2 separate regions of the Homo sapiens genome follow, and region 1 is linked to region 2. Evidence: chromatin loops called from intact Hi-C (ENCODE). Cell type or tissue: endothelial cell of umbilical vein. All regions are shown on one strand. Links, peaks and the distances in the headings refer to the core of each region. The heading gives the core; the rest is flanking DNA.

Region 1 (14,716 bases), core at 1,728-9,727, 53 kb after region 2:
CCACATGCAGCTAGTGGCTACTAAATTGGGCAGCACATAGTAATGGTTTAAAGAGTAAGTCTGGAATCAGACTGCCTGTTCTAATCCCAGTTAACCCCACCCCCATTTACCATGTGGCCTTGAACAAATAACACCACTGTATCTTACAGTGCTTAGATGTAGAATAACAATAATTGTGTCTATCACATAAAATAATCCACATAAAGCACTTCTGTACAGTGCATAGCACAGAGTAAATACCTCATAAATGTTAACTGTTATTGTTAACATCTAACATCAATCTACCATAGATTTGAGAATGCAGTAGATCGAGTGAACCAATACCACAATCATCCAAAACAACACTTCTTTCTATTTAGAAAAAACCAACCTGATCACAACATATAAAGCAAATCGTAGTTTTCTTCAACACTGGTCTTAAAAGATCCATAGCATATTTAGGCTAGGTTTTTAATGCTGAAATTGTTATTTTGTTATCCGTATAAAATCAATATACTAAATGATATACTTTTTTTCTCCCTCATAATCATGGTTTCTAAGAGCACATTACATTGACAGTAGAAGTCTGCAGCACTGTTGACAAAAATTATCTTTAAAATACAAGCTTTTGGCCCAGCACAGTGACTCACACCTGTAATCCTAGTACTCTAGGAGGCCAAGGCAGGAAGACCGCTTTGAGCCCAGGAGTTTGAGACCAGCCTCAGCAACATAGTGAGACCTTTTCTCTACAAAAAAATTTTAAAATTAGCTGGGCGTGGTGACATGCACCTATAGTCCCAGCTACTCAGGAGGCTGAAGTGGGAGGATCACTTGAACCCGGGAAGTTGAGGCTGTAGTGAGCCACAGTCATGCCACTGCACACCAGCTTGGGCAACAAAGCAAGACCCTCTCTCAAAAAGAAAAAAAATTAAATTAAAAAATAAAATAAAAGTTTTAAGATTTTTTGGTTTTTATTTTTGAATTACTGAGCCATGAACTATTATAATTTATGTTAAATGATTAACCTTTTAAGATAAAGCATAAAAATTAAAAATAGTTGTCTTAAAGCAAAAACAAAAGTATATTCCAAACAAAACTAAGTTTGATATGGAAATCTGACTCTATTATTGACAATGGTTTAGCTGTCCACCTGTCAGAATGCTGAAAGAACAGCAACTACTAAGACTGAACAGCAACTCCAGCAAAATCAGGCAGTATGGTCTAAGACCTGGACAGAAGATGCTGCCTGATATTTAATTATGACAGGAAAAATTATAACTAGCTACTCTGGGCATTCTTCCCTCCCAATTCCTATGTCTCATGTTCTTGAAACAGGATCAACTTCTGAGGAAAATCAGAAAACCTAATACTTTTTGAAAAATAAGTAAGAATAATTAGCACTGATCTTCACACTACTACTTAGTTATCCTCTCAAAACCACTTTCTAACATTGCCACTTTTTTTCCTTCTTTCCTCATAACTCCCTCTTCCTGAGCTCAACTTTATTTTCTGCTCATCATTCTCTAAATGTGGTGCTTTTCGTTACACTCACTGCCCCACTTCTTGGAAAAAGTGCAAAGTGGTGACTATTTTATTTTTTAATTTGATTTCTTTTTATCAAGTTACAAGTAGGACTTTAAAGTGGTGACTGTTTATCCTGCTACATACAGATACTGTTAAACCCGGTCTCTATTACAGTCTATACCTGACATAACCGAAAGAAAAAATATGTCAAAACATGAAGAAGCTTGTAAAGTTTTAACCATATTTTCATCAGTTCTTTTTTTTTTGGAGACAGGGTTTCACTCTTTCTCCCAGGCTGGAGTGCAGTCACACGATCTCGACTCACTGCAACCTCCGCCTCCCAGGTTGAAGCGATCTTCATGCCTCAGCCTCCAGAGTAGCCGGGACTACAGGCACGCACCAAGACGTGTGGCTAATTTTTGTATTTTTAGTAGATATAGGGTTTCGCCATGTGGGCCAGGCGGGTCTCAAACTCCTGACCTCAGGTAATCCACCTGCCTTGGCCTCCCAAAGTACTGAGATTACAGGCGTGAGCCACCATGCCTGGCCATATTTTCATCAATTCTAATTAGCCCACAAAATGGGTGAGAGAAAACGCTGTCTTAATTAAACTAGAATAATACCTGATACAGTGCTATATGGATTAATGATAATTAAGTAAGTGCAATGGCTAATGATGGCAACAAAACCATTAAAAGAACATTGCATTGAATGCCTGATGGACTGTCAGGTGTCTAGCAGGCATCACTCAATAAGTGTTGATTGAATTAGTTAATTAGTTACTGCTATGAAGATAACCTAGGACATCCTAAGCTTTCTTTCAATTTTCTGTTCTGGACACTTCTCTTTTGGATATGCAGCCATATTTGTTAGTTAGAAGTGGCAAAATGTTTATCATACCTGATAACAACAGACTCATTCATGGGCATCTTTTAAGAAAGGTGCTCAGAAAGCTTCCTACCTGCTCTTCTATCATTTCTTTCAACATCAATACAAAACACAGGAATTCTTTCTTTTTTCTCCTTCCTTTCAGAGGAGGGATCCTCAAAAAAGTCTACATATGGAATGCTAATTTTCCATGCAGCAAGGTTTCGGGGAGTATTAGGTGTGCTCACAGCCTCCACTGGAGAATCATCTTCCATTACAACAATACCTTCTTCAATCTGGAAAAAAATTACCAGGATGAATTTAATATTCCCAATACCTTTAGAACTACAGCATATGAGATACAAGTATAAAGTAATATGCCCATATCAATTGATAATTTTTAAGACCCTGAAAGCTAGGTGATATTAAATTTTCTACTGAAAAAGTAAAGGTAAAAAGTTAAAAACTAACAAGTTACTAGCATCAACTCCAAGTTTTCTTACATCATCTGTATATGAAAATATAATAGGCCGGGGACAGCGCCTATAATCCCAACACTTTCAGAAGCTGAGGTGGGAGGATTGCTTGGGCCCAGGAGTTTGAGACTAGCCTGGGAAACACAGAGCAAGTAGGCACTGCTGCCAAATGATCACAACAAGGGTTCTGAAAGATAATGTCAGGCTGGGCGCATTGGCTTTCACCTGTAATCCCAGCACTTTGGGAGGCCAAGGTGGGTGGATCACCTGAGGTCAGGAGTTCAAGATAATGTCTCCTAAGTCTCCAATAAGACATCCTAAATGTCCATCTTAGGATCACAAACCAATTTAGGATCACTCGGCAGTGAAACTGGAAACTTCTCTTTTCCCTCAACTTCCTAAACAAGACAAAGAGGATTCCCCAAGGTCCCACGGCTTAGAACTAGCACAGTGTCTTCTAAATTCTAAATGGCATCATCTTAGTCTGCGTTAGCACCTTACTGTCCCTGAGTTTTCCCTTGATAGTATTAAACATTAGTTTGCCTGCTTCTCCAACTTTCTGTTACTACTATCTTTAATCCCAATCAAGAATTTCCTTCTTCCTTGGGTCACTATAAAACAAAGCAAACTCTCTCAGCTTTTTAAAGATAGCCTCCTATTCCTAAAGCTAAAGTACAACTTGTGTATCAAGCAATTGGGAAGGCAAAAAATAAAAAATACATCTTCTTCCACAAAAAATTATGTTTTAAAAGTTCATAATAACACGGTTAAATACTTTTGTTATAATATCGAATAGAGAAAAGATAGCAAACTATATATAAAATGTAGTCTACAGGGGTGAAAAGGGAAAGTTTTTTTTTTTTTTTTTAAAGAAAATCACCAAACTATTAATAGAAGCGGTTTCTGGGTGGTAGATATGCACGTACGTGGCATTTAAATTTTTTCCACTGTTCTATATTATTAAAAAACTGAGAATATGCTTAAAATTAGAAAACATAAACATTATTTTGAAAAAGACTTTCTCTGATCTACTTTCTTCTATCCATACTTTTTTTTTTTTTTTTTTGAGACAGGCTTTTATTCTGTTACCCAGGCTGTAGTACAGTGACACAAACATGGCTCACTGCAGCCTTGACCTCCTGAGCTCAACTAATCCTCCCAAGTAGCTACGACTACAGTTGGGCACCATCACACCCAGCTAATTTTTTAATTTTTGTAAAGACAGGGTCTCACCATGTTGCCCAGGCTGGTCTTGAACTCCTTGGCTCAAGCAATCCTCCTGCCTCAGTTTCCCAAAGTACTGAGATTACAAATATGAGCCACCACACCCAGCATAAAACTACCCACACCAAGGCTGGGTGCAGTGGTTCACGCCTGTAGTCTCAACACTTTGGGACTACAGGTGGGTGGATCACGAGGTCAGGAGTTCAAGACCAGCCTGGCCAACATGGTGAAACCCCATCCTTACCAAAAAAAACCACAAAAATTAGCTGGGCATGGTGGCGGGCGCCTGCAACCCCAGCTACTCAGGAGGCTGAGGCAGGAGCCCGGGAGGCGGAGGTTGCAGTGAGCTGAGATCGTGCCATTGCACTCCAGCCTGGGTGACAGAGCAAGACTCCGTCTCAAAAAAAAAAAAAAAAAAAAAATTACTACCCACACTTACAGGGAAAAAATAAAGGCATAAAAAAACGGCTTTATTTGAATTAATAAAAAAAGGTTTAAATAAGATTTTATTCCATTTAAATTATTATGAAGAATCAGTGACCCTTACATGAAGGCAATGGGACAAAGGTCAAAAGGAAGGGGTAAAGAAAAGGGTTTACTCCTGTCACCCCACCTTTCCTCCTTCTTGGTCATCATCAATCCAATCAGTACTAAACACCCCTTTTATACCCACGTTAGTGAATTTCTTAAAGCCGAGGTCTACGTCTTAATCATCTTTTCATCCCCAGTGCCCAGGGTCATTAAAAGGCAAAATGAGAATCCAAGATCTCTATTCAATAAAAATAAAAAGTACAAATGAGACAATACTTGCCTTTATGGGACTATGTGATAGGAAAGACAATCATAACACGTAACTTGAAATACATTATGGTATAAGCTTTAACATACGATATAATAGGGACACAAAAGGAGGAAATGTTCAGTTCAACTTGGGGATTTGGGTAAAGGTTTATGGGGAACAGTTGCATTTTGAAGGATGCCTATGAATTTTCTAGGTCAATACACAAATGAAGGGCATTTCAAGCAGGACAAAAATACAGAGAAATAAAATAGGATGGTAAGTAAAATGTTTATATAAGTCAACTGGAAATCTTGTTAAAATGCAAATTGATTCAGTAAGTCTAGGATAGTGCCTGAGATTCTGTATTTATACAAGCTTCCAGGTAATGCCAATGCTGCTTGTCAACAGACTGTAGTTTAAGTAAGCAAGGAGTTAGAGCATCTATTAGCAACTCTGTATACCTGGAGTACATGGTGGGAAAAAGGTAACATCAGAATTTGAAGCTTAACCAAAAGACGGTAAACTGCTTGACTATTAGAAGTATCTCAGCTTAACAGGAACTATTCTGCCTTAATAAGCAATAACACAGTTCTCAGGAATTTTAAAAATTAGATTCACGTCATGAAACTATCACAACTAATGAAAGAATGAGAAATACAAAGGAAGTCTGAAGTAAGAAGATAAAGGTAAAGTATTAAACAGAATACACAGATTCTCCAAAAAAAGGAAAATAATGAGTATATCTAATTTTTATGTCATAGTAAGTCTGAAGTTATAAATAAATCAAATTGATACATTTTACTTACAAAATCATCTTCACCTTCAGCTACACCATAATTAGGCAACATAGCTCCCTCCATTGTGGTACTTTTGAATACTCCTTTAATTTTGCTACCTATTCTGCTGATTCCAAATGATTCTCCCCTTTTCTGTGTGTTCCTGAATATTAAACAAAAATGTATCAAGTACATAGCAAATTATCACAACAGTCTAGTTTATTGAAAACCATTATTAAAAAAAAGAAAAACAGTTTTGAAAATGATAAACTAAAGGTATAGCTAACATAACTTTTGGAGTTTTCATACACGGATTAAGTATCAACATCTCAGAAGTCAAAAATGACACAGTATTTAAAGTTTAAATTTGGTGGATGAATAAATGGGACAATATTTATTTATAAACACTCAAAATTTACCTAGTATTAACTTCAAAATATTAACAGGATTAGAATTTTTAAAAGATGAGAGCCCCCTAGTGGAATATAGTTCTTATTGCAATATTTCAAAATAGATTAAAAAATGCTTAAGATCTGTTCAAAACCAAAAACATCCCTTTAGAGTAACTGGACTAAAATTATGCGACAGAAAAAAAAAACATTAAACTATTACTTTCTCAGTACTTCATTTTCAGATGGAACTTTAAGAAAAAGAATAGTGCCAAAGGGAAAGGTTAGCAATGAGCACAGGGATAAAAGCAAATGTAGCCCAAGGAAGCAGTCTGCTCTGCCATAAATATTAAATGTTGGTTTTGCCATTTTTTTAAGCTGAATTTCTGAAAGCAGAAATAGCTGAAAAGCAACAAGACAAATAAGCCAAAAGTAGCAAAAATGTCCGTTAGCCTGCTACCCAATGTTTCAGCAATTAAAACCGTAACTTTTATCCAATTTAAAAGTCATGCTCAAGGCCAGGCACAGTGGCTCACACTTGTAATCCCAGCACTTTGGAAGGCCAAGGCAGGCAGATGACCTGAGGTCAAGAGTTCGAGACCAGCCTGGCCAACATGGCGAAACTGCGTCTGTACTAAAAATACAAAAATTAGCCGGGCGAGGTGGCAGGCACCTGTAATCCCAGCTACTAGGAAGGCTGACACAGAAGAATCACTTGGACCCGCAAGATTGCACCACTGCACTCCAGCCTGGGCAACAGAGTGAGGCTCCATCAAGAAAATATATATAAAATAAAATAAAGTCACGTTCACTATGTAATACTGCTCTTACAACCGATATCCAAATAAAAATAACTACTTTAAAACCTGAGAAAGTTTGTTTTGAATGCTTAAGTGTATAGCTATTACTCCTATGAGAAAAATTAAGTTATCTACTGAAATAATACAATTACAGAAAGAAAATTAATCAAGTTTCAAATACACCAATATGTAGTAATGTGTATTTTACACACATCCAAGAAGTAAATCAAACTTCTGGAAAAACACTAATAATAAGTAGTAAGCAGTAAAAGGGGTACTTAAACTAGATTATTTTATCTAAACAAACATACAATTAGGGTTTTTTTTAATCCAGAATTGTAGACACAATTGTCCTTGATTTAAAAAACATTTCCCAAGACATAAAAATGTTAACAAAATATTTTTAAAATCTCTAGACTCTAGATAGTTTATTCCAGTCTCTACAACATGGATACTATAAAACAATGGGGGTTGTTGAAATCTAAAAACTCTCACTTATGATTATTATGCCCAGAAATACAGAAACATCATACTTATTTTAAAAAAAGTTCTTTAAACATAGTTCTAAAATTAATTTAGCAAAATCAACAAGAACAAAAATGAGTCAACAGCCTTAAAATACAAGATACTGACAAATTAAACAATGAAAATATCTTTAAAGTATCAGGACATTTTTATTTTATGATGGCATATCATGCTATTTCAAAAAGGAGGTATGTAGAATAAAAGTAGGTATTCATTTTAAAAGATTATCCTAAATAACTAGGATATAATGGCAGTTAATACCACAGTGTTCCATTTTTTTCCTTTTTATTTGTATTAGGTTGTTCACAATGTACTTTCTAAAAACATTTAATACTGAAAAGAATCACATGCTCAAGACTTACCGAAAATCATCCAAACTTAGGCTACCTCTGCAATAACAGGTATGTGAAATAATATAAGGAGAGGAAAGAAAGAAAGCCCAGATATTATATAAACTTCATTTTAGAACACAAAACAAAATTTAAAAGCTTCAGAAGTTACACAGGTGTATAACATTCATTTTTGCAAAGGGAAGAAATCTTCATGAATAAGGTGATAAAGGTAAGATAAACGCACATAGCTGTCTTTTGTGTTTGGATGAAGTCTACATTACTAAAAACGGTTCTTAAAAATTAAATATGTTTTCTCTTGGGTGACATGGAAAAAAATTAAATATATCAGGAAATAACTGACTTTTTTCTACATAATTAAAAAAGGTTCTTAGAAATTAAATATCCAGAAATAATTCTGTCTTTTCTTTGTCCTTAGGCATACCATTTCTTTCATGCAGTGGAAAGTATGCAGAGACTGAGCCACCAAAAACCTGGCATGGCACAAAAAACAAACCCATATTTTCCAACATTAAACTTGTGTTCATGTTAGACAGAATCATTTATGCTTCACGTTTTTAGGTTGAGTAAAAAAATATGTTTTAAGCTAAGAAGCACAGTTAACAAAAGATCTCTAAATATTAAAAAACAAAAGTTGTACTTTAAGTATACAATGAAACAGAGAACATGATAAATAATATGCATTAGAATTTTACTTTGAAAATATAAAATGTAGACATAAAATATATGAATACATATTTTATGTAATTTAAGTCATGTAATAGCAAATTAACAAAGCTATTCTAAATTTCCAATGAAAGAATGTTAAGAAACTCTTTTAACTTATTATATATAGGTAAATAAATCATTAAGTATCACAGAAGCAGAGTCCTGACAAGACTGATAGTTAACTATTAAAATCAGATCACCATAAAGAAAAACATACTTTAAAAAGTCATAATCAGTATCCAGAATGAAAAGAACCCATATAACCTGTCTTTTTTATATTTTAAAGCCAACAAAATTAGTACCTTAATATGCTGAAAATAATCAAGTGTTCTAAAAGTAGCCAAGAAGGCTTTTCATCTCTGAAGTTATGACCTTGACTTAGATTTAACCACGAAGCAAGCTTTTTATTTTATTTTATTTTATTTTATTTTATTTTATTTTATTTTAATTGAGGCGGAGTCTTAGTTGCCCAGGCTGGAGTGCAGTGGTGCAGTCTCAGCTCACTGTAACCTCTGCCTCCTGGGTTTAAGTGATTCTCCTGCCTCAGTCTCCCAAGTAGCTGGGATCACAGGTGTGTTCCATCGCACTTGACTAATTTTTGTATTTTTAGCAGAGACAGGGTTTCACCATGTTGGCCAGGCTGGTGTTGAACTCCTGACCTGAGGTGATCTGCCTGCCTCGGCCTCCCAAATTGTTGGGATTACAGGCGTGAGCCATCACGCCCGGCCATCTACCAAAGCAGGCTTTTAAGGTCACAGAACCACTTCCCCTTAAATGGTCCTAGAAAAGGGCATGTCATTAGCTCCACGTCCTGGTATGAAACTCCAAACATCTTATGTCTATAAACAGGGATAAATTCTACCTGCTTCTCAAGTATGCCAGTACATTTGAGGAAACTCCTTGGAAAAGAATTCAAATGCAAGAAAAGGCATGTGGCCTGGGCAAAGAACGCTATTTTAAATAGCATGAATATGATTTTTGTTAAATAACGTCTAAGTTTCACGGCTGTAACATAAATTTTTAGGAAAAAGTTACAAAGTGGTATTTTTGCAAATAATCCTAAAGGCATTTCTACCTTTCAGAAAAGTTATTACATGTATACTACTTCTACTGAGGCATTAAATCAGAATTAATATTCAACATTCAAAAAAACATCTATTCCCATAACACTTGGTTACGTCAAGAAATACAATATATTCTCCTCGTGGCTAAGGTTTTCACATTTTCCCTTGTACTAACTATCTAAAACATTGCCCCATTTCTTGACTTATCTACTTTTCTCTTTGTAGTACATATCCAATTTATTTATGTTTATTAGATACTTGCTCAAATTGGAAGGTGTCTAGATGTTTGTGTCAATTTTGTACACATATTAGGTAAATGAAATGATCAGAAATGAAAATGAAAGGTAAATGAAATGATTCATTTACCTTATATATAATAAGTTAAAAGAGTTTCTTAACTTTTTTTTTTTTTTTTTGAAACAGTCTGGCTCTGTCACCCAGGCTGGAGTGCAGTAGCACGATCTTGGCTCATTGCAACCTCCACCTCCTGGGCTCGAACAATTCTTCTGCTTCGCCTCCCAAGTAGCTGGAATTACAGGCATGTGCCACCACGCCCAGCTAATTTTTGTATTTTTATTAGAGATGGGGTTTCACCACGTTGGCCAGACTGGTCTCAAACTCCTGACCTCAAGTGATCCCCACGTCTCGGCCTCACAAAGTGCTGGGATTACAGGCGTGAGCCACCGTGCCCGGCCATTAACATTCTTTCATTGGAAATTCAGAATAGCTTTGTTGATTTGCTATTAAGTGACTTAAAACATATATTTATTCATATATTTTATGTCTACATTTTATTATTGGAAGGTGTTGAGAGCAAATCTATAAATCTACAGAATAGATTTATAGATTTGATGTCTGTATCAATTTTGTACATGTAACCTTGCAAACACAAATTAGAACACTAATTATCCAGTTTATAAATGGATAAAGATTTTCTCTTCTATTACCTTTCTTTAGGTCATTTAACTGTACACTTAGATTTCCAGAGCCAAAAAAAAGAAAGAAATAAACATCCCTCCACTTTTGTACCCAGTAAGCACTCTTAAAAAAAAGTTTTCTCTAAAACGTTTAATTCTGAGTTATCTGTGGATGCCACTTATGCATTCAGTCCCTAGTCTCCAATAAAGCTGGTAATCAAAACTAATATATATTCATTATGAGATTAACAAGGCCACATTATGTATCTTGTTAAAATTTTTCTAAAAGAATTTCAGGCATTTTCAGATCACCATATAGAATACAGTTCTACAATTCACTAGTAAAATGCCTTGTGAACTCATATAACAATGGAACCACATATTCATTCAGAAAAATAGCTAATAAAGACAATGATGCTATCATAGAATGACTGGCATCAGCAAGTTCAAAAACAAAACATACAACCTACCTGTTCAATTTTGAATTGCGTGTTGGTGATTCTGCACCTCTTAAAAGTTGTCTGAAATACTTTAAAATAACAAATAATAATTATCATTTATTACACTTACAATTAACATTAAAACATGTTACCTTAGTTTACTACTTTCCAGTTTTGGGAAAAAAAAAAAGCTATCTCAATCAAGTGAATACAGACATGGTCAACTAGGGTAAGGATGAAAATATTGCAAATGCAGATGATTTCCACAGGTTTGTAAATAACGTGTATACAATGAGATTTCTGCGTCACTGCAGTACTACAAAGCCACTCAGGCATATGGCAAACCAGGCAGACCTATTTGGTCCCAATCTATCTACTTACACAAATATAAACAGGTTTTGGTATTGATAATTGTTTTTGCAATTATTATTTTATTTATTCATTTATTTATTTATTTTGAGACAGAGTCTCGCTTTGTTGCCCAGGCTGGAGTGCAGTGGTGCGATCTCGGCTCACTGCAAGCTCCGCCTCCCGGGTTGATGCCATTCTCCTGCCTCAGCCTCCCAAGTAGCTGGGACTACAGGTGCCCGCCACCACGCCCAGCTAGTTTTTTGTATTTTTAGTAGAGAAGGGGTTTCAATGTGTTAGCCGGGACAGTCTTGATCTCCTGACCTTGTGATCCGCCCGCCTCGGCCTCCCAAAGTGCTGGGATTATAGGCCTGAGCCACCACACCCGGCCTTTGCAATTATTTTTTAATCTTCACTTAATTACATAGCGAAAAAGAATATTTACTTTCTTAATCTTGGTTTTTTTGTTCTGTTTTCTACTGAGACGGAGTCTTGCTCTATGGCCCAGGCTTGAGTTGTAGTGGTGTGATCTCAGCTTACTGCAACCTTGGCCTTCTGGGTTCAAGCTATTCTCCTGCCTCAGCCTCCTGAGTAACTGAGATTACAGGCATGTGCCACCACACCCAGCTAATTTTTTCTATTTTTAGTAGAGATGGAGTTTCACCATGTTGGCCAGGTTGGTCTTGAATGCCTGAACTCAATTGATTCAGCCATCTCAGCCTTCCAAAGTGCTGGGATTATAGGCGTGAGCAACTGTGCCCAGTAATCTTGTCTTATTTTTCTATTTATTTTGTTATTTGAATCACTCATCTAATGATATCAAAGCTACTATTAAATTATGTATAAAAATCCTCAAACAAGGTTAATATTTTGACTTACCTCATCACTATGGCAGAACATAGGAGTAAATACATTCTCCAAAAGGGAAAGAACATGTTCATATGCTTCAAAAAGACATCTCATAGTTTGAAGTTTCACAACATCTATGTATGGGCCTTCAGCAACTATTAAAAAAATTCTACTGTAGAAATTATTTATAAATAGCATAAATATATACAGTTCTAAAACGTTTTACTGAAACTCCACTGAAACACACTAGATTGAGAAATTAGACCAACCAAGCTCTAGTTCTGACAAATACATAAAGTATAAATAAGTTTTTTCTTTAAAGCTTTCATCTCATTAGTAAAATAGAATAATAGCTGCCCATGTACTGCAGCTAGCCACTGCAATAATAAACAGAAAATAAATGGAAAAACTGTAAGAGTGCTAAATAAGTCATTCTTATCGTCTTTGACTTACTTCTTTGAATCTCTTCTACAATGAAGGGATCAAATCTAATTTTGTCAATACTTTCATCCAAACAGTATGTTTTATAAATCTTCTGCAATTCTTCATGAAGAGACAGCATTTCATCATTTGATAATTCTGGTCGTAAAATTCTATCATTAAATTCCTCTAACAAATGAGGGAATGAATAAGAAAAAATAATTTTAATATATAATTATTCATAAAAGCTTCAGTCCCATTCTAATTGTAGCCAATACTAACAGCAGCAATTAGAAGCAATCTAATTCATCTAAGTTTTTAAAAAATATTTGAGAATAAAATAACTACTCAATAAAAGAGAAATGCAATCAACCAGTTTTTATACATTAATAGAAAATATGTAAATACATAAATACCAATACAAATTTTGCTAAAATTCAAAACACTAAACACACTTCTAATAGTTTCCTTAAAGAATATTGAATTTATTATACCAAAAGTCTTTTATTATTTTGAGATCTGATTTACTAAATAAAAATAAAAATGAAGACTTTTTTTAGTCCCAATCAATGTTTTTAAACAATATTTCTATCATGAACGCTGCAAACTAGTGGCAGAACTGAGTTTGAACAAATGAATGTTTATTCCAAAATAAAAGATGGTAGTATTATGATAGCCAAAATACCAATTGCTTTTTCTTTTTATTTCAGGATGTGTTAATAAGGAGTTTACCTTTTACTTCTTAATCATTCAAACTGAAACATAAAGGGGAAAAAAGGGAGTTAAAAAAAAAAAGCTGGAATACAGGATATAAGATTTGTGAGGCAACAGAATATAATTGCCATTCCTGTATGAGTTAACATGCATATAACTGGAGTTGTTAAAGAAGAGAAAATGGGGCAGGATATTTGAAAAGACAGCCAGGAATTTTCAAAATTGATTAAAGGTCAGGTGTGGTGGCTCATGCCTGTAATCCCAGCACTTTGGGAGGCTGAGGCAGGAGGATCGCTTGAGCCCAGGAGTTCAAGACCAGCCTAGGGAACATAGTGAGACTCAGTCTCTACAAAGAAATTAGCCAGGCATGGTGGTGTTCACCTGTAGTCCCAGCTACTTCGGAGGCTGAGGCAAGAGGATGAATGAGCTCAGGAAGTTGAGGCTGTATTTCGTGAGCCATGATCATGCCATCTTTTCAGACACACAAAAGCTAAGAAAATTTATCTCCAGCATATTTGTATTTTAAGAACTGTGAAAATGATTTCTTTCAGCAGAAAGAAACAATATTAGAAACCTGGTTCTGCAGAAAGAAATGAAGAGCACCGGGACAGTAAATATGCCAATAATTGTAAGAACCTTTAAAAATGAATGTGTGTGTGCATTCCACACATGTGTAGAAGCCTGATGACTAGTGAAGAAATAATGTACTGTGGTTTTATAGCCTATGCAGAATTAAAATACATGACAACAGGAGCACAATAGGCAGGAGAGGATGCTCTGAGGTACACTGAGGTTCTTACACTGCTCCTGAAGCAGTAAAATGTTTTTAAATTAGGACTATGATAAATGAAAAAGAAAATCTCTGATCAATCAAAAAAGTAACAGAACACACTCAAAAAAATAGGAAAGATAAAATACTAAAAAATAACCTCAAGAAAGGCAGCAAAGGAGAAAAAGAAAGGCAAAGAATATACAGGACAAATATAAAACAAACACCAAGATGTAAGGCCTAACAATAAACACATAATAAATATATCACGTGTAAATGTACTACAGATACCAATTAAAAAGCAAAGATTACTAAATTAGGTTTTTTTAAAGTGAGAGAAACTATGTGCTGCTTACTAGAAATACATTAAACATTTCAATCAGATAGAAAAAGATATACAAATGAACACTCAAATATAAAGAAAGATGATGTGGCTATATTAACATCAGACAAAGCAGACTTCAAGACTAAAAATTACCAAAGATAAAAGAGGAGCATTTTATAATGATAAAAGAATAAATTCATTAAGAAGATATAACAATCTTAAATGTGTCTGCACCTAATAATGAAGTTTAAAAGATATATGCATTCATACAATGGAATACCACTCAGCAAAGAACAAACTACATATTTATTTATTTATTTTTGAGACAGAGTCTCACTCTGTCACCCAGGCTGGAGTGCAGTGGCATGATCTCGGCTCACTGCAACCTCCACCTCTCAAGTTCAAACAATTCTCCTGCCTCAGCCTCCTGAGTAGCTGCGATTACAGGCATGAGCCAACACGCCCAGCTAA
Region 2 (16,251 bases), core at 3,205-11,204:
CTGCCTCCACTCTCCAACTCTCTTATCACAGGCCTCCTATCCATAAATCTTTCTCACTCCCTTATTTTTTTTAGAGCTCACCTTCAGACTTATGAAAGCTCAAGTCTTTTGAATTCCTCTTTCCCTCCCAGTCCAGCAGGCTTCACTTCTCTCCTTGCTAGCCTGGAAGTGTCCATTACACCCTTGACTGTGTCGCGGCTGACACATGGAAGGCAGGTGTCTGGTATTGTTAAATGAACGTTAACAAGTGCAACTTCTTTAAAAAGTAAGATTTCTTTATTTGATTGATCAGTTTTTTTTTTAATTAAGTATCTAATTTCCATTGCTTCTGGATTTAGGCACACATATTGAATATAAAATTCAAAACTTTTCATGTATCTAAAGAAATAATTTTAATGACCACAGAATTTTGCTCTTAAAACAAATGGAGCTTGCAATATAATTATAACTAAGACAGACTACAAGCACCTGCTGTGTTTTCTTCATGCTGCCATCAGGCTGGTGCATAGTCTGATGGGATGGATGCATCCCTGCTGTAATAGGAATAAGTAAAGAGGGTGGGAGACTGTTGTTGGTGTTTACAATCATTATTCATCTCTCCATTAATTTTCATCCTTGCAGTTGAGATAATCTTGCCTTTTAGAACGAGAAAACAATCTTATTACTTACAACATTCACAAGACAGGGAAACACTCCTCAACAAAGAACCATTTCCTTTGGGCATTTGATAAGAACTGCTGACATCTGTGTTTATTAAGTGATGTGGGAGAATCAGCCAAGGGGCAGAGGTGTGGGTGGTAGCTTCAAAGGTAATTTCCTGACTGAGTGTGGTTGGGCATGTTGGCAATCCCAGTGTTTGCAATTCCAGTGCTTTGGGAGGCTGAGGCAGGAGCATCACTTGAGCCCAGGAGTTTGAGGCTGCAGTGAGCTATGATTACGCCACTGCACTCCAGCCAGTGTGACAGAGAGAGACCTTGTCTCAAAAAAAAAAAAAAAAAGGATTTTGCTTTCCTGGTCTGTTTGAATGTGGTAAGCACAAGAACTTATTTGTACTGGTGGTCACCCACTTGGGTCCTTTCAGTAAACTTCTGGCCATGGCCCAGCCTGAGCACCTGCTTCCTTTACAGAGCAAAGCCAGAGCCTTCTGGTTTGTAATTTTTGCAGCCACATAACACTGATCCATTTTAGCTGTCTCATGAAACTGCTTTCCAAGATGAAGTGAGACTATCCGAAACCAAAATCTAAAAAGAATGACTACAGAACGAATGGCAGTCCAAGGTCATTTGGCAGGGTAGAATTATAAGGAAAGGTGATGGCCAGCTACTGTGAAGTCTTAAGCCCACTCATAGGTACGAATCTCTTACCAGGACTGAAGTTTGTGTTTCCTTAACTTTGCTGCTTGATGGTCTTCTGCAAAGGATCTCATTTCTCCAGCTTTCACTGGGAAGTGGCATGGGGTTTTCGAAAGTGCTTTAAACTCTAAGAACTGGTTTCCTCTCAGGCTTAGCCACCACTAGCTGTCTGACTTTGGACAAGTTACTCAACCACTCTGAGCATCAGCTTTCTTTTTTTAAAATGGTGACAGTGATATGGCTACCTTAGAGAGTTGTGGAGATTAAGTGAGATAATATATGAACAAAATATATAAATATGTCTATATTAGACATATATGATCTGTTAAATATATTTATATATATATATAGAAAGAATATTAGAGAACTGACATATTTATCTTAGACCTACTATGTTCTAGGGCCCAGTTCTGCTCATGTATTATCTCTCTATATATATAGTATTGAGAGAGAGAAAGAGAGAGAGAGCTAGAGAAATAGAAACCAGTAGGATATATCCTATCTGAAGAACTCTAATACAGGTATTTCACTGAACAAAATGGCTTCTCCTTAAAATGTATTCCAACACCAATTTCCCCTCCTTGCTTCTCATACATATTAATTCACAGAAATTATATTGGTCATAAGGCGGTAGGACTATGAATAATTTTTTTCTTCTGCATTTGCCAAATATTCTGTAATGCTAGTTTTATTTTTATAACAAATTTTTAAAGTCCCTGTAAACCCTATAAAATTAACTACTAATCCTAAACTTGAACTGTAATACATATTTTTGTTAAATAAAAAAAAAGATATCCTAAATTTGAGAATCTAAGCTAAATTCACAAAATGACTAAATGTATCTTCTTACTCTTAAACGATAAGAAACCAGGAATGCAGTGGTTTAACCCAAACAGCCTAGGTATTCTTCACTCATTTCTCTTGTCCTCAGTATATGTTTCCCCCAGGCCAAGAAACATTTATGGCTAGGAATTCATGACTGCTCATCTGTAAGACACTCTCCAAGTACTCTGTCATGATTTGGAACCAGAGCTTTGGCCTTCCATTCCAGATGACCTCCAGGTTCTAAGCTTTATCTGAAGTACTCCACACTACATTGCACACCAGCATGATGGGAAGGAATGACTCAAGGGAACTGGGCATTCAGACCACTCACCAACTACACACAGCCTTTCACACAGCAGTAGACAACCTTTGTAGGAAGACCTCTGGCCAAATATTTATATATCAGGAGTATATCAATGTATGGTCACAGTTACCTCCTTTTTAATCTCAAGAAATAAAGTCATTACTTCTGAAAAGAACACCAGTAATGGAACTACACGGGCATGCCAAGATGAAAATTAGTCTCTCTCTCTCTCTCCACCCCATTCTTTTGGCCACTGCATTTTAAACAGGCCATAGTGATAGAACCAGAAGGTAGCTGTGTTTCGATTATTTTTGTTTTCTTATTTTTAAACATTGCTTTATAGAAGCCTGTTCTATAATGTAAGAAGTGAATAGGAATCCTAGTATCTGGAATGATGCTGAGCCATGGAGATGGCCAGATTCCATGTGAAGAGAAGAGGCTGGCAGAAAGCTAAGTATTTGCTCGCTTTCCCTACCCTGTATTCATGGAGCAGCCATTACAAAAGATGACGCACCAGACCATGGGCCTGGTCTTGCTAGGTGGTGGAGATCCAAAATGCTGGGCACTCACTGGAGCTCCGTGAAGATCTGTTGAATGAGTGACTAAATGTGTGGTGAACTGTCCCTACCTACAGGGTTCCCTGCTTTGCCCAGCCTATCAGGCTTGGGTACAAGCAGATAGCCTGGATTGGATTTCATGAGGGCTTTGTGCCCACTCTGTATACTACCGGAAGATGCATAATCTCTTTAGACTTCCTGGGTCATCACTGAAAGGCCAGAGGCAAGAATTTGAGCAGTAAATTGAAGCATGTGCAGAGTGACATAGTCTGGGCATAGATAACAGTACCTGACCCCTCAAATTCCCTAAAGTTGACATGACAGCTTGTGCATCATGGTTTGGTACAGAGATGACTGAAGAGACAGTGGTTGCTCCTCTGGTTGCTGGACACCTTTTGAATGGGCTGTGATGACTGGAGAGCGTGCTCTGTCCTGGTCACCTGAAGGTGCTCCTAGACTAGCAGAAGCAGAGACAGCAGCCAGGCCTGACTGGAGAGCTGGAGGGACTGGGTGCAGGGGACTTCTAGGCCAGCAGTTTCTGTGCTGTGCTCGGAGGGGCTCTGGTGGCAGGAACCTAGTCCTGGGTTCCAGCTCTACCAGGGTGCAGCCTGAGGAACTCAGCTTTCCTATTTATTGGCTTGCCTTGCCACAAAGGATTTCTTGTGTGTTAAAGATACTAATAGCTTAAACAAACAAACAAACAAACAAACAAACTATTGATTTAAACCACTAATCAAATCTTTGGTTTTACAAATTTAGAAAATAAAATTAGGCCCCAGGGACTAAATGTCTCTCCTATGGTCCAGAAACCAGACTGAAACTGACCTAGTAGCAAAACCCATTCTCCTGTATCCCAACTCCCAGTTCAGGTTCCTCTTCATTAGCTCCCACCCAGCTGCATAGTTGAGGACACTGAATTGAGGGGACCTGGGGTAAAGGGCTGGCACTCAGGCATCGCTGGCTTCTACATGATTCCACCACATGGAAAGCATCATAATCATGTATGATCCCTAGAAAAGTGTTTGCTAAACTCCTTAAGTTGTCATTCAACAAACATTTATCTAGCACCTACCACATGCTAGGCAAATTCTAGAGACACAGCTGCCCCTGCCCTCATGGAACTAAATGTCTTGAAAGAGATACTGGCCCTGATCAGATTTTTTAAAAATACATAATTATGCAAATAAATCATATTATATATAATTACAAAGCATGGTATGAAAGGAAAAGTACAAGATGCTGTGAAAGCGTATAAAAGGAGGACTTGGCCAAGTCTAGAGGATCATCAGTGAGTGTTCCCTGATGGACTAACATTAGGGCCAAGATCAGAAAGATGTCCAGGAGTTAACATGGTCAATAATCACTGTTAATCTTTATTAAGCATTTCCCTTGAGTCGAGTCAGGCTTCACTTGCTGCATTAACTTCTTTAATCTCCACAATAACTCTGTAAGGTAGGTGCTTTTGCTTTTTTTCCACTTTACAGATGAATAAACAAGAAGTAAAAAGATGTAACTAATTCACATGTAGCCCTCTGGCTTCAGAAGCTCTTTACTCCATAAGGTTCCTGGGCACGTGGGTGTGGTCTAGGAATGGGAAGAGGCTAAGAATGCTGAAGGGCAGACTGAATGTTCCAGATGAAGCTGGCGTGATAAGAAAGGGCCACATCATGTGGGTCTTATAGGTTATGATATTCATGTTAAAACTGTTAATGTTTTTGAAATATCTAAAACCAGGAAGTGCATGATCATATTTATGTTTTAGAAAGATCACTCAGGCTGCTGTGTGGAGACTGGAGTAGAAAGAAGCATAGAAGAGACCTACAGAGACTAGGAAGCTGTCACAGTAACCTAGGCACAAGATAGTAGTGGTCAAGACTAGCTTGCTTGAGGAAGTGTAGAGAAGTAGACAGATAAAAGGAGCATCCAAGGAGTGTACACTTCTAAGTAATTTAAAAGAAAGAGTCAAATCCCTTAGAAGCAATCATTTGAAATAACCTAATTACCAATCCTTTTTATCCAGTCCTCTTATGTTGTCCCAATTCAGGAATTCTTAAACCAGTTCTTGTGTTAAAATCATAGCATGGACTGCCTTACAACATTCTATACTTCAGTCCATTGAAAACCACATCAGGCCAGGTGCGTGGCTCATGCCTATAAGCCCAGCACTTTTGGAGGCCAAGGCGAGAGGACTGCTTGAGCCCAGGAATTGGAGACCACTGAACTCTAGCCTGGGCAACAGAATGAGACCCTGTTGAAAGAGAGAAAAGGAAGAAAGAAAGAAAAAAGAGGAAGGAAGGAGGGAAAAAAGGAAAAAAGGGAGGGAGGGAAGGTGGAAGAAAGAAAAAAAAAGAAAGAGAAAGAAAAGGCTGCTTCCTGGCACTTCTATTACCATGTGACACGAGAAGGGCAATTGTCCAGACCCACACTTAGGTTCACCACAGTCCTTGGTTCCCAGGACAGAGTCCTTTGAGGTTCCTTCAAGCACCCACACCATGCTGGAAAATGCAGGCTTTATAAACTCCAGATGTCAGTCCACAACTCCACAGCCCCATTGGGTTTGGTTCCTGGATGAATTCTCGGCTAGATGACTGGAATAGAGTTCTGGTGAACATCTTCCTTCCTGCCAAGATGACAAGTCAGGTTTCTAAAGACAGATGTGTAGCTCTTTGTGGAAAAAATATTCTGGGCACGAACATCTTCGGCTGAACGGCATGGAATGGTGTGGAAAATGTGAAGCCCTGGACTGGTTTCTGTGTCAGTGGTTTCCTGGGACTGCCGAGTTGAAGGGGAGCAGAAAGGGCTCAGCTGTGGAGGAGGCAGAGATTAGCCAAACTAGACCAGCTATCGCCCCAGCTGCATGGATAGCATCTTCCTTCTTGTTCCTGATTAAGCTCATTTAATATGCCAATGACAAAAGGATCATGAAGGTCTTTCCAAATGAATGAATGTTTTCTGGAGCTGAGATTGCTGGCTCCTATTTGCATAGTAGTGCATACTGAGGCATCTGACCGGATTACTGGATTCCTAACTTTTACATTCTTTTTAAGCTCAGATATTTCTACGGAAGGCAGAAAGATAAAGGCCAAAAAAAGATCAGGCTTGCCTAGCTCTTGGGTTTCCAGGAAACTGACAGACTCCTGATATCTGCAACTAGTGCTTTCTCTCCCTGGGCGGGGCGTTCTCCGCCACCTTGTGGACATTTGGGGAACTGCACCGCCCCAGCATCTATGATCAGAGGAACTGACAGAGGCTGCCATAACTACCTGGTCCCCTGAAATAAAAACCAGGCACCAGGTTTGCCCAAAGGAGGACCAACACATAGCAGAATGAGGCTGAGTAGGATGTTAACCTTCCATGCTGGTCTTCCATTATCACGTTATCTGCCACTGTCACAGACAACATCTGCATCCGCTACAGATGGAGATGGAACAAAGGCTTTCACTGGATCTCAAGTTGGATGCTTCTGTAAAAGTAAAGTTCCAAGACCTTTTTCTTTTTTTTCCCCAGTGACAGCAAGAAAATTGGATGTTACTATTGGCAACAACTATTTCCTGCTTGTGAAGCGTTGGTATTTGCAGTGCTTCTGCCCTGTGGTTATTGAGCTGAAAGGGGGGCTGCTCTTGACATAGGAGCATGGCAGGATTGGATTCTTCATAACATGCTACCCAGCTTGTCTTATGTGAAAAGAGAAGCCCAGAAAGAGCTTGGGACACAAAGATGCAAATCCTGGGTTTGCATTTGATTTGTTAAGTGTCCTTTCACAACCAGCTTGCAGACTTTAGGGGAAAAAAAATACATGGTAGGCTTGTGGGTAGTGGAGAAAACATAAGCTCCAGTACCTCACAGCCTGGGTTTTCAGTCTGCCTCCTCCCAACCCTCATCACATACCAGCTGTGTGACCGTGGGTACTCTGTCTATGACAATCAATTTTCTTGTCTGCAGAGTACAGATAATAGAGGACCTGCCCCATGGGAAGCTTGGAGGACTAAATGAGATTAAGCCCAGGGCCTGGCTCATGGCCGATTCTCGTAACAGGTCCATGTGTGTAATCAACATGTGCTGAAGTTCTCTGGACCCTCTGTAAATATCTAATAGGAACGACTAGCCATGGGTGTGATGAGGGAGATGCTAGAAACAGTAATGGGGTCAAATGAATCTGTCCCATAGTCTCTAATTTGAAACAGCTGAACTGTGCCATTGTCTCCTTGGAGGTAAGATATAAGCCACAGAGTGCCTGAAGCAGGTCTACAGTTAAGGAACTTAAATGTGCTAAGTGATTAAAGGCTGGGCTGCCTACTCCCTGTATGGCGACACTCTCCACCCTCCTGCATACTCTCCACTACTCCAGGCAGTGGTGGGCCTCCTAGCCTCTGGGTGATGAGCAGCTCCCACATCTCCCCTTTGAGACAGAGGCCTGCAGAACCTGACCAGTGTGAGGGCTGGCTGGGGTCAGGAGTGTGCCTGCTGGTTGGCCCTCAAGGTGAATGTGGCTCTTCTAAAAGACACCTGAAGGGATGCAGAATTTAGCAGCAAACGCCAAGAACAGCTCTTTGTCATCTCTGCATCTTCTACTAAAGATTTTAAGCTCCGAAGTATATGTCTGGGGTTTCTAGAGATTGCTATTCCCTTATAAGGGAAAAAATACACCCTTATTGTATATTTATTGAGCACCTACAATGTGCCAGGCACCCCAGCTAGGGAGTTTAGATATTTAATCCTCTCAGCTGCCCTGTAAAATAGGGATTGTTTAAAATGGATTTCGCCCACCTTATAGGCAAGGAAACTGAACTACAGTATGGTAAAGTGGCTTGGCTAATCCACCTGGCTAGTGAGAATGGAGCCACAGTGAACCTGGAGGATACTCTTCACGGCGTTCCATCTTTGTGTGCCCCACAGCACAAGCACAATGCCCGGGTCTTAGGAAGAGCTTGGTAAATGACTGCTGAGTTGAGAATGGTAGGATTCATGTACCAAAAGGGCATTTGGAAATGGGCAAATGCCCAGATAGGGCTCTGAAAGACTAGCTATGTAGAGCAACAGATGGCAAATCATCAATTTAAAACTCTGTCATCCAGCCAGTAGCCCGCTGGCCTACAGCCAGCCATGTATGTACAAGGGCTGACTTGATCAGCTGTGGCTCTTTTATTTCAGGCAATCCACCTTCCAAAGAGGTGCCTGCTGGGAAGTACCCATTCATAGTCACTTCTGATGATGGGCGGAAGGTTCCTGTAGTCCAGGCCTATGCTTTTGGCAAATACCTAGGCTATCTGAAGATCGAGTTTGATGAAAGAGGAAACGTCATCTCTTCCCATGGAAATCCCATTCTTCTAAACAGCAGCATTCCTGAAGGTAAGTGAAGTTCAGGGGAATGTTCCACCAATCTAAAATTTAGATGGCTGGATATTTTGCTCCTTCCCATTTTTTTCCTTTAATGTTTCAGGAAAAGACTATAATACTGTTGAAGAATTTAGTTTCTTCCTTGAGTTTGCCCTCTTCATGGATAGATTTAAAACACACCCAAATGCCAAAAGCCCCACTTGCTTCTTCAAGTCTTCTCAGCATCAGATTCCATACATCACTGCTTCCTCTGCCTTTTAAAATCTTGATCCTGACATGCCAAAGCCACTCTCAGCTTGTGTTTACAGGAGAGATAACTGAACTAAAGGGGTTCTAATTGGGCAGAGCGGGGCTCAAGTCCTGGCCCCCCAACTAGAGGCAGTGTGCCTTAGGCAAGTTGCCCAATCTCATGGGCCTCAGTTTCTTTATCAAATGAGGGAGTACCTTATTTATATGTCTGAGTCTATTGCGGGATCTGGCCAGCAGCCCGCAATGCAATGGGGCTCTCTCTTTGTTCCTAGGCAGATTGGCAGGTTGAGAAATAATAGACACACACAAGATAGTGAAAGCTGGGTCCAGGGGGGTCACTGCCTTCTGGTCCTGCGGTGCCAACAATGCACTGGATATACCAGCATTTATTATTAAGTTTAGTGAGGGCAGGGGTACGTTAGTGAGGGATTTAGGGTCATTTGATTATGAGGTGAGATGGTCACATGGGGATGAAGTAATTCTTTAACATAACATTTGTATGTAGAAGTACAGTACATTTGTATGTAGAAGTACAGTATGAGATAAGAATTTACAATATAGTGTGTGCGTCAGTAATTTCTAACAGAGCCTTAGAACAGAAACACAGTCTTTCCATAACCTATGATTAGCAAGATATTAATCAGCAGTAACAATTGCAACAAAAACTGGTTACAAATAATCCATGGAAACAGGACATGAAGCTAGATAACCAGTTAGACCAGAAATTCTCAGAGGGGAGTACGCCTTAACCCTAAAGAGGCCTAGAAGAGCGGCGGCAAGATGAGCGTGTTTATAGCCCTATCTTATCCATATGGACAGGCCCCCCCCATGCGTCCGTTTATAGGCTCCCCACAAGGGTCACATTCCATTCCCAGAGCTATGAACATCTGCTTTTCTGGGATAGGAATCTTGGTGATGGGAAACCTCCCTGACTGCACGTCCATTTGTAGGCTCTCTGCAGGGGGAAGCACATCACGTGCTGTTGGCTCATTGTGGCAGTCCAACCTGGCATTGTCTTTACACAATCCTGCATGCAATTTTGTATTTACAATAATCAGGAGCATTTCATCTTTTATTCCGTAGCAATAGTTTCAGGGCGTCTCCCTACATGAGTCTCAGAGTAAAAATACATTTTTATATCATTGATTTTCATATGTGTACAGAACACACTCCTGTGCTTGTCTCTCACTTTCCCTTTTCTGTTGACTATGATCATGTCAGGAAGATGAGGTGCACAGCACCCAGGTGAGCCTGTAGTCACAACACAGCCCTCTCAGTAGCCAGATGGGAAAGGGGCCCAGGACCACACTGACAGCGATAGCCCAGCTGTACCTCAGCAGGCCTTTTATAACTGCCCCTGGGCCTTTCAGAGCTCCTACCGCCACCACTAATGCTGTCCCAGGTGGGCCAATGGGTAGCTCATACAGATGTGATGAGCTGGTAGATGTTCAGAATATTCTTAAATTAAGATGCATTCCAGGTCTTATTACCAGGAAACAAAATAGAAGTTCCTAAGGAAATTTCATGGTCAAAACCAAAATGCACACAAATATGGTAAACAAATATGTTCTCACAGCAAGTAAGATAGATGATGTTTCATTCCTTTTCCAGAATTTAGCCCAGTGTGAGATTTAATTGTAGGGTACCTTCTTTTCTTTCTTCTAGATCCAAGCATAAAAGCAGACATTAACAAATGGAGGATAAAATTGGATAATTATTCTACCCAGGAATTAGGGAAAACAATTGTCTATCTGGATGGCTCCTCTCAATCATGCCGCTTTAGAGAATGCAACATGGGCAACCTGATTTGTGATGCAATGGTAAGTCATCAGCAGGAGTGGACATATGCTAGGGAGGAAGGAAAGGAAGAGGGAAGAGGAAGGAAGGATGCGAGAAGGGATAGATCGATAGCTACAGAATGAGGGATTTCAAAACATTTTTAGCCAGGGTGGTGGCATGTGCCTATAGTCCCAGCTACTCGGGAGGCTTAGGTGGGAAGATGGCTTGAGCCCAGGAGGCTGCAGTGAGCTATAATTGCACCAGTGCACTCCAGCCTGGGCAAAAGAGCGAGACTCTGTCTCTAAAATTAAATAAATATGAAAAATAAATAAAACATTAGTGCCTAAACAAAAGCCTGATGTAGCTTCATACTCAGTACCTTCTTAAGGTGCTGGAAGGAGATCAGGTAACCACCAACATACTGCTTTACAAGAACTAAAACCTTTATTTTAAGGTGTTCTTAGATGTCTGAATTTTGGATGTTGCTTTCCTTTTGTAAGATGATGCAAATGCACAAACTCTGCTACCCTGGAGATATCAACATAATAGATAAAAGCATATCTGTTTGGCCAGACTGTTTTTCACTCATCTGTTCACTTGACTCCAGAGAACCCTGGCCTTGTGTGACAGGAACCTCTTTCACAGGCACAGAAAGACAACACACAGTTTTAATGGTAATAACAAGTCCTATGGCTGAGCAAGACCAGGTATGAAGAACAAGCCCGTCTACTTGTCACCAGGCGGAATGGCCATGGTAGCTCTCTGGGGGCCTTACTGAGCCAAGGTCTCCTATGTCGGACTACTACTTCCATGGGCTCACAGCCTGCACCCAGGGAAGTCATTTCTGTCAGTGCTTGGCATGCATTGCCCAGTGCCCAGGATACAACTGCACTCGATAAATGTTTGCCGTGTAAATGACAACAATCATGCTCATGCCAAGACCAGACTCATGATGTCTCCTCAGCATCATGCAGTCAATGCCAGAGAAGTAGTTAAGGAGAAGCTGGTATATAAATGTTAAGAGAAGTCTGGAGGGAAACAACCCAGGCTGTTGGCAGTGCTTATCCACTCTGTTAAAGAGGCTAGGACAAAGGAGAGCTTTTGCTTTTTATTTATTTATTTATTTAATTAATTAATTTATTTATTTATTGAGACTGAGTCTTGCTCTGTCGCCCAGGCTGGAGTGCAGTGGCATGATCTCAGCTCACTGCAACCTCCGTCCCTTGGGTTCAAGCGATTCTCCTGCTTCAGCCTCCCAAGTAGCTGGGATTAGAGGTGTCCACTACCACACCCAGCTAATTTTTGTATCTTTAGTAGAGACGGGGTTTCACCATGTTGGCTAGACTGGTCTCGAACTCCTGACCTTAGGTGATCCACCTGCCACAGCCTCCCAAAGTGCTGGGATTTACAGGTGTGAGCCACTATGCCTGGCCTTTTTTTTTTTTTTTTTTCGGCTTTTTGTCTCCTAAATGAGAATATATTCATTTTATTTCTTATAACTAAACATATATTTTGTAAAATAAAAGTAAGAATGGATGTGATTCTCCCCAGCTTCAAAAGGCTGTCTCTGTCTTTCCAAAATTGCCAACTTGGGAATCAGCTGCAGACATAGACGTGGAGGCCAGGTTCTCTTTGGCATGAGGTCTGGTGTTGAGCAGGCTCTAGGGCCAAGCCCTCAGAATCAGGCAGAGGGCATGGCCTGCCCTGGAGAAGCCTGTGCAGGAGTGACTCTGCAGGCCACCTTGCATGGGAGGCCCAGTCCCGACACCAGGGCTACAACCGAGAGACCATTTTGCTAAGGCCACCTGGCCTGACAGTATGGGAGTTTTAGGAGGGGGAAATAAGAGTTTGACATGGACTGGTAACAGTATATTTTTACTTCTGGGAGCATAAAATTAGTTCTAATTATAGTTGAGAGATCCCTGGGAACACAGCAGCAGGTGAAAAGCAGCTTTATTTCCTCACTAGAGCTAACCAGATTCCTGGAGCTGATCCTAAGGAAGAAGAGCCAGAGTAACTAGTGTAAATCTGTGCTACTGTTGCAGATTAACAACAACCTGAGACACACGGATGAAATGTTCTGGAACCACGTATCCATGTGCATTTTAAATGGAGGTGGTATCCGGTCGCCCATTGATGAACGCAACAATGGTATGCTCCCAGGCCCAGCTCCTCAGTGTGTCATGTTCTCTCTCTGATCTCCTTTTCTGTTATGGTTCTTGCCCTGAACACACCCATGTGCAGCCTCAGTTCATCTCTGCTGCCAGCCATGTACCAGAATGTCAGTCCTTTAAATTAGGGTTAGCCATTATTAAAGTCTAAAACCTAGCCTGAAGGACACACACAAGCTTGTGTGTTCTTATATGTATTCACACACAGAAGCTGCAGGTAAGGTTAGTGGAACTCAAACTTGGTCTGAATTTCTGACTTACAAAGCTATACTAGTTGTTTCTGATTTATGCAAAATAACAACAGTCACCACCTTGGCATCTGAAAAGAGACAAAATCACCAATCTTCTGTCCTGAAAAAGACATACCACTGGATTAAAATGTTACCTTAGTATATTTACAGATATCCAAGATTATATCATATGGCAAAACAAATCAACTACACAAATACTCAAGACACTCTTGTAGCCCTCCCTGATTTACTGTGAAAACCAATCAGTATCAGTATAAGGCCCCAAACGCATCCCATTGTCAGACAACAGGGACAGGTTGCAGGGGCACATTGTTTGTCTGGAGGAACGGAACAATGCAAAACAAACTACTGGAGATCCAGCCCCAAGCTAGCAGATCTAAGACTGAGCATGGTGAACTTCTGAGGCACAGCCATTTGTGAGCTCCCGCCATCTTGCCCAGTGGTGGAGTGCAGGGCCAGAGGCCTCCTAAACTCATTCCCTTCCTCAGTGTCAGGAACCACTTAGACATAGCTAATGATGCTCTATAAGCTTCCCATGTCCCCCTCATTTCTTCCCCCAGCGCTGAGGGAAACTGGTCATGGTGTAAGCATTTTCTCAAGCTATTTTCCTTCTTGCCTCATCTGTGACTACCCTCAGGCACAATTACCTGGGAGAACCTGGCTGCTGTATTGCCCTTTGGAGGCACATTTGACCTAGTCCAGTTAAAAGGTTCCACCCTGAAGAAGGCCTTTGAGCATAGCGTGCACCGCTACGGCCAGTCCACTGGAGAGTTCCTGCAGGTGGGCGGTAAGTCACCCATCCTGTAGGGCTGGCCCATCCAAAGTGACATGGCATTTCCTGCTGGTTGGCTCAGCTTCCCCTTCACCAAAATTCCTGTGGTCAAACTGGTTTGGATTTTTCCCGACCCAACACCAATACCTTACCCTTTAATGGCTGTGGACTCTCAGAGCCACTAAGATTAGGTTGGGGTCAAAGCCCCAAAGCCCCAAAGCCCTGGCAATAAGCAGTATTTGCCAAGTCTGATTTGGACATCAGATGGGCCCTCTAAGCAGGTCACCTGCTTTGAGGTCTAGTTTCTAATAAAATCTTATTTAAGCATTCAATTATTTTTTTTTTAAATCCTCTCCTCTGTTCTACTCATCGTTGCCTGGAACCATGCCAAGATTTAAAGGAATGCTGTCCAATCTGTATTAACCAGGATGATTCCTGGAAGGAGCAGCCTACTGCACAGACATACCTGAACACCTGGTTCTAGTCCCACTGTGACCTGGGGCAAGTTCTCAACCCCTCTGGGCACAGGGAGAAAACCTTTCCTGTTTATCTCATGGACTGCAGTGAAAGTTGAATGGAAATAAATGCTTCCTAAATTGCCAAGGGCTTCTGAAACACTTTTGTTAATAATTCCACAGTCCAGTGAATTAATCCTTTAAAAGCAATCTTATTTTACCTGGAAATCATAATCTGGCCTCATTTTTTTAACCTTAGGTTGTGGTCCCGCTTGACAGATAGAATTGCTTTCCTGAGTTTTCCTCTGCAGAACACATTGCTGTTGAGACTGAAGGGCTACAGAAGGCAGTGGGGCCCTGTCCTAATGCCTATGGGGCAACCCAAACATCCTCCATTTTCCCAGAAGGGAGTTGAGGGAAAAGCAGTTTTCTGATGCTCTAGCAAAGCACTGCATAGCTCTATGCCTTGTGGAAGTCACCAAATCCCAAATGATTACCATTTAATGGTCTTCAAAATTGTAAAATGCTCTCTGCCTCTGATCTGTTTCTCACTTTCTAAGGCCATTGAATCAATTTAGTAGACCAATTCAGCATTTTAAGGGAAAAACAGAAAAAGATGTGGTTTTGTCCATGTAGAGTCACCCTTTGCCTATTCTGGTCCAGAGCTGGTTTTCCTTCCAGTGGTTCTCATATGTCCTGTAAGGACTCAAGGATAAAGGGTGGCTGCAATGTCACAATTCTCTTGACAAAATTTCACTCAGGTTTAAACCAAAGGAAAAACCACAGCCCCATGCCCCAATTGTAGAGTTTGGCCAAAATTCCTTAGGAAACAGAAATCTCCCTTTGGATCTGGTGAAAACAGATTCATTTCTTTTCTAGGAATCCATGTGGTGTATGATCTTTCCCGAAAACCTGGAGACAGAGTAGTCAAATTAGATGTTCTTTGCACCAAGTGTCGAGTGCCCAGTTATGACCCTCTCAAAATGGACGAGGTATATAAGGTGATCCTCCCAAACTTCCTGGCCAATGGTGGAGATGGGTTCCAGATGATAAAAGATGAATTATTAAGACATGACTCTGGTAAGCATGACTGTCTCTTCCTTTCTCTAAAGAACAACAAAATTGGGCCAAGAAGGGGAGCTACTAGTGGTGCCAGGAGGGCAAAGTGACTCCCTGTATTGCTGACTCCCTCCTGCTTTGCTTGTTGGAAAGCAGCAGCACAGCACAGCAGAGAGGAATATGTACCCTGTCAATCCCCGAGCACACACATGCCTTCATCCAACCCCAGAGACAAAACATTTGTAAATCAAAAATGTTTTAAAATTCTTTTAACTACATCTAAGCAGCTATTTAAATTGTGAAATATAAGTGAGTTTTGCATTAACAGAAATATCACACCTCTGGAATTTTAGGATATGGAAAACCATCACATTAAATCATTTAAATTTTCTTTCTTGAAGAAGTTTCTGTGTGAATCAGTCAGGTAGAAGTGGATGGGGTGAGCGCCGCCCTTTCAGCACAGTGGGTTGGTGGTACAAATCATAGGAATAACCATACTTGATGTCAGTTGGTACTTCTGGCAGCATTGAGGGACATTATATGCCAGCCTCACTTTTAGAAATTCTGTTGAGAGTCACATTATGTGCATACAGACCACTGACATAGGACACACTTCCCCTTCCTCTTCCTAGGGCAGAGACCAGCATGCTTACAAGACACACAAGCAGCTTCTTGGCATCTCTGGGTAGTTCCACCAGGATCTTCCTCAGTCTTATCATGCTGGACCTGTCATTTTAGCTACTTATTCCAAGGAGCGTGGAGGGCAGGACCAGACCAAAGGAGGCAGCCCTTCCTGGGAGGAAAGGTGCTGGCTTCTTCTGTCCCTTCCGTGACAGAAGATGGAAGGGCAGGCGTAAAAGCCCCATGAGACAAAGAGGCTGATAGCCATCAGCTGTCCACCACTCAAGCCTAGACTGAAGGATGTTAGAGAGAGGAGCTCATGCAGAAGGCTAAGGAAGCCCTGGACCTAAGCGTTCTCAACACTGGTTATACATTAGAATCACTTCAGGAGCATTTTAAATTAAATACCAATGGCTCGGCCGCAGCTCTTAAGAGATTCTAAGTTAACTGGATTGGGGCTAAACTCTTTTTCAGTGATTCTAGTGTACACCCAGAGGTGAAAACCACTGAAGAGAGAAG

Evidence for each region. Hi-C counts contacts between places; a loop is a spot of excess contacts. Peaks named below come from ENCODE experiments on the same cell type or tissue, not always from the same donor. Only the 100,000 strongest peaks of a DNase experiment are listed, where the experiment ranks them.
Region 1: it touches region 2 in a loop (4-fold over the local background); 6 of 110 quality-filtered maps call a loop at or near these places.

The regions. Positions count from the first base shown.
Region 1 is chr6:85,531,135-85,545,850 of GRCh38, forward strand. It overlaps SNX14 (sorting nexin 14), which reads right to left. Exons shown (of 29, transcript NM_153816.6): 13 at 12,471-12,626; 14 at 12,048-12,172; 15 at 10,851-10,909; 16 at 7,704-7,730; 17 at 5,658-5,790; 18 at 2,465-2,666. Among named protein-coding and RNA genes, the nearest start is that of SNX14, 55 kb to the right of the region's middle. In endothelial cell of umbilical vein, for the core only: a CTCF peak has its summit at 6,088 (motif pointing left); no DNase peak of the experiment used is centred there.
Region 2 is chr6:85,477,046-85,493,296 of GRCh38, forward strand. NT5E (5'-nucleotidase ecto) reads left to right here. Exons shown (of 9, transcript NM_002526.4): 4 at 8,190-8,387; 5 at 10,290-10,444; 6 at 12,449-12,554; 7 at 13,463-13,612; 8 at 14,932-15,132. Among named protein-coding and RNA genes, the nearest start is that of NT5E, 35 kb to the left of the region's middle. In endothelial cell of umbilical vein, for the core only: a CTCF peak has its summit at 6,241 (motif pointing left); a DNase peak (open chromatin) is centred at 6,186; H3K27ac peaks cover 464 bases.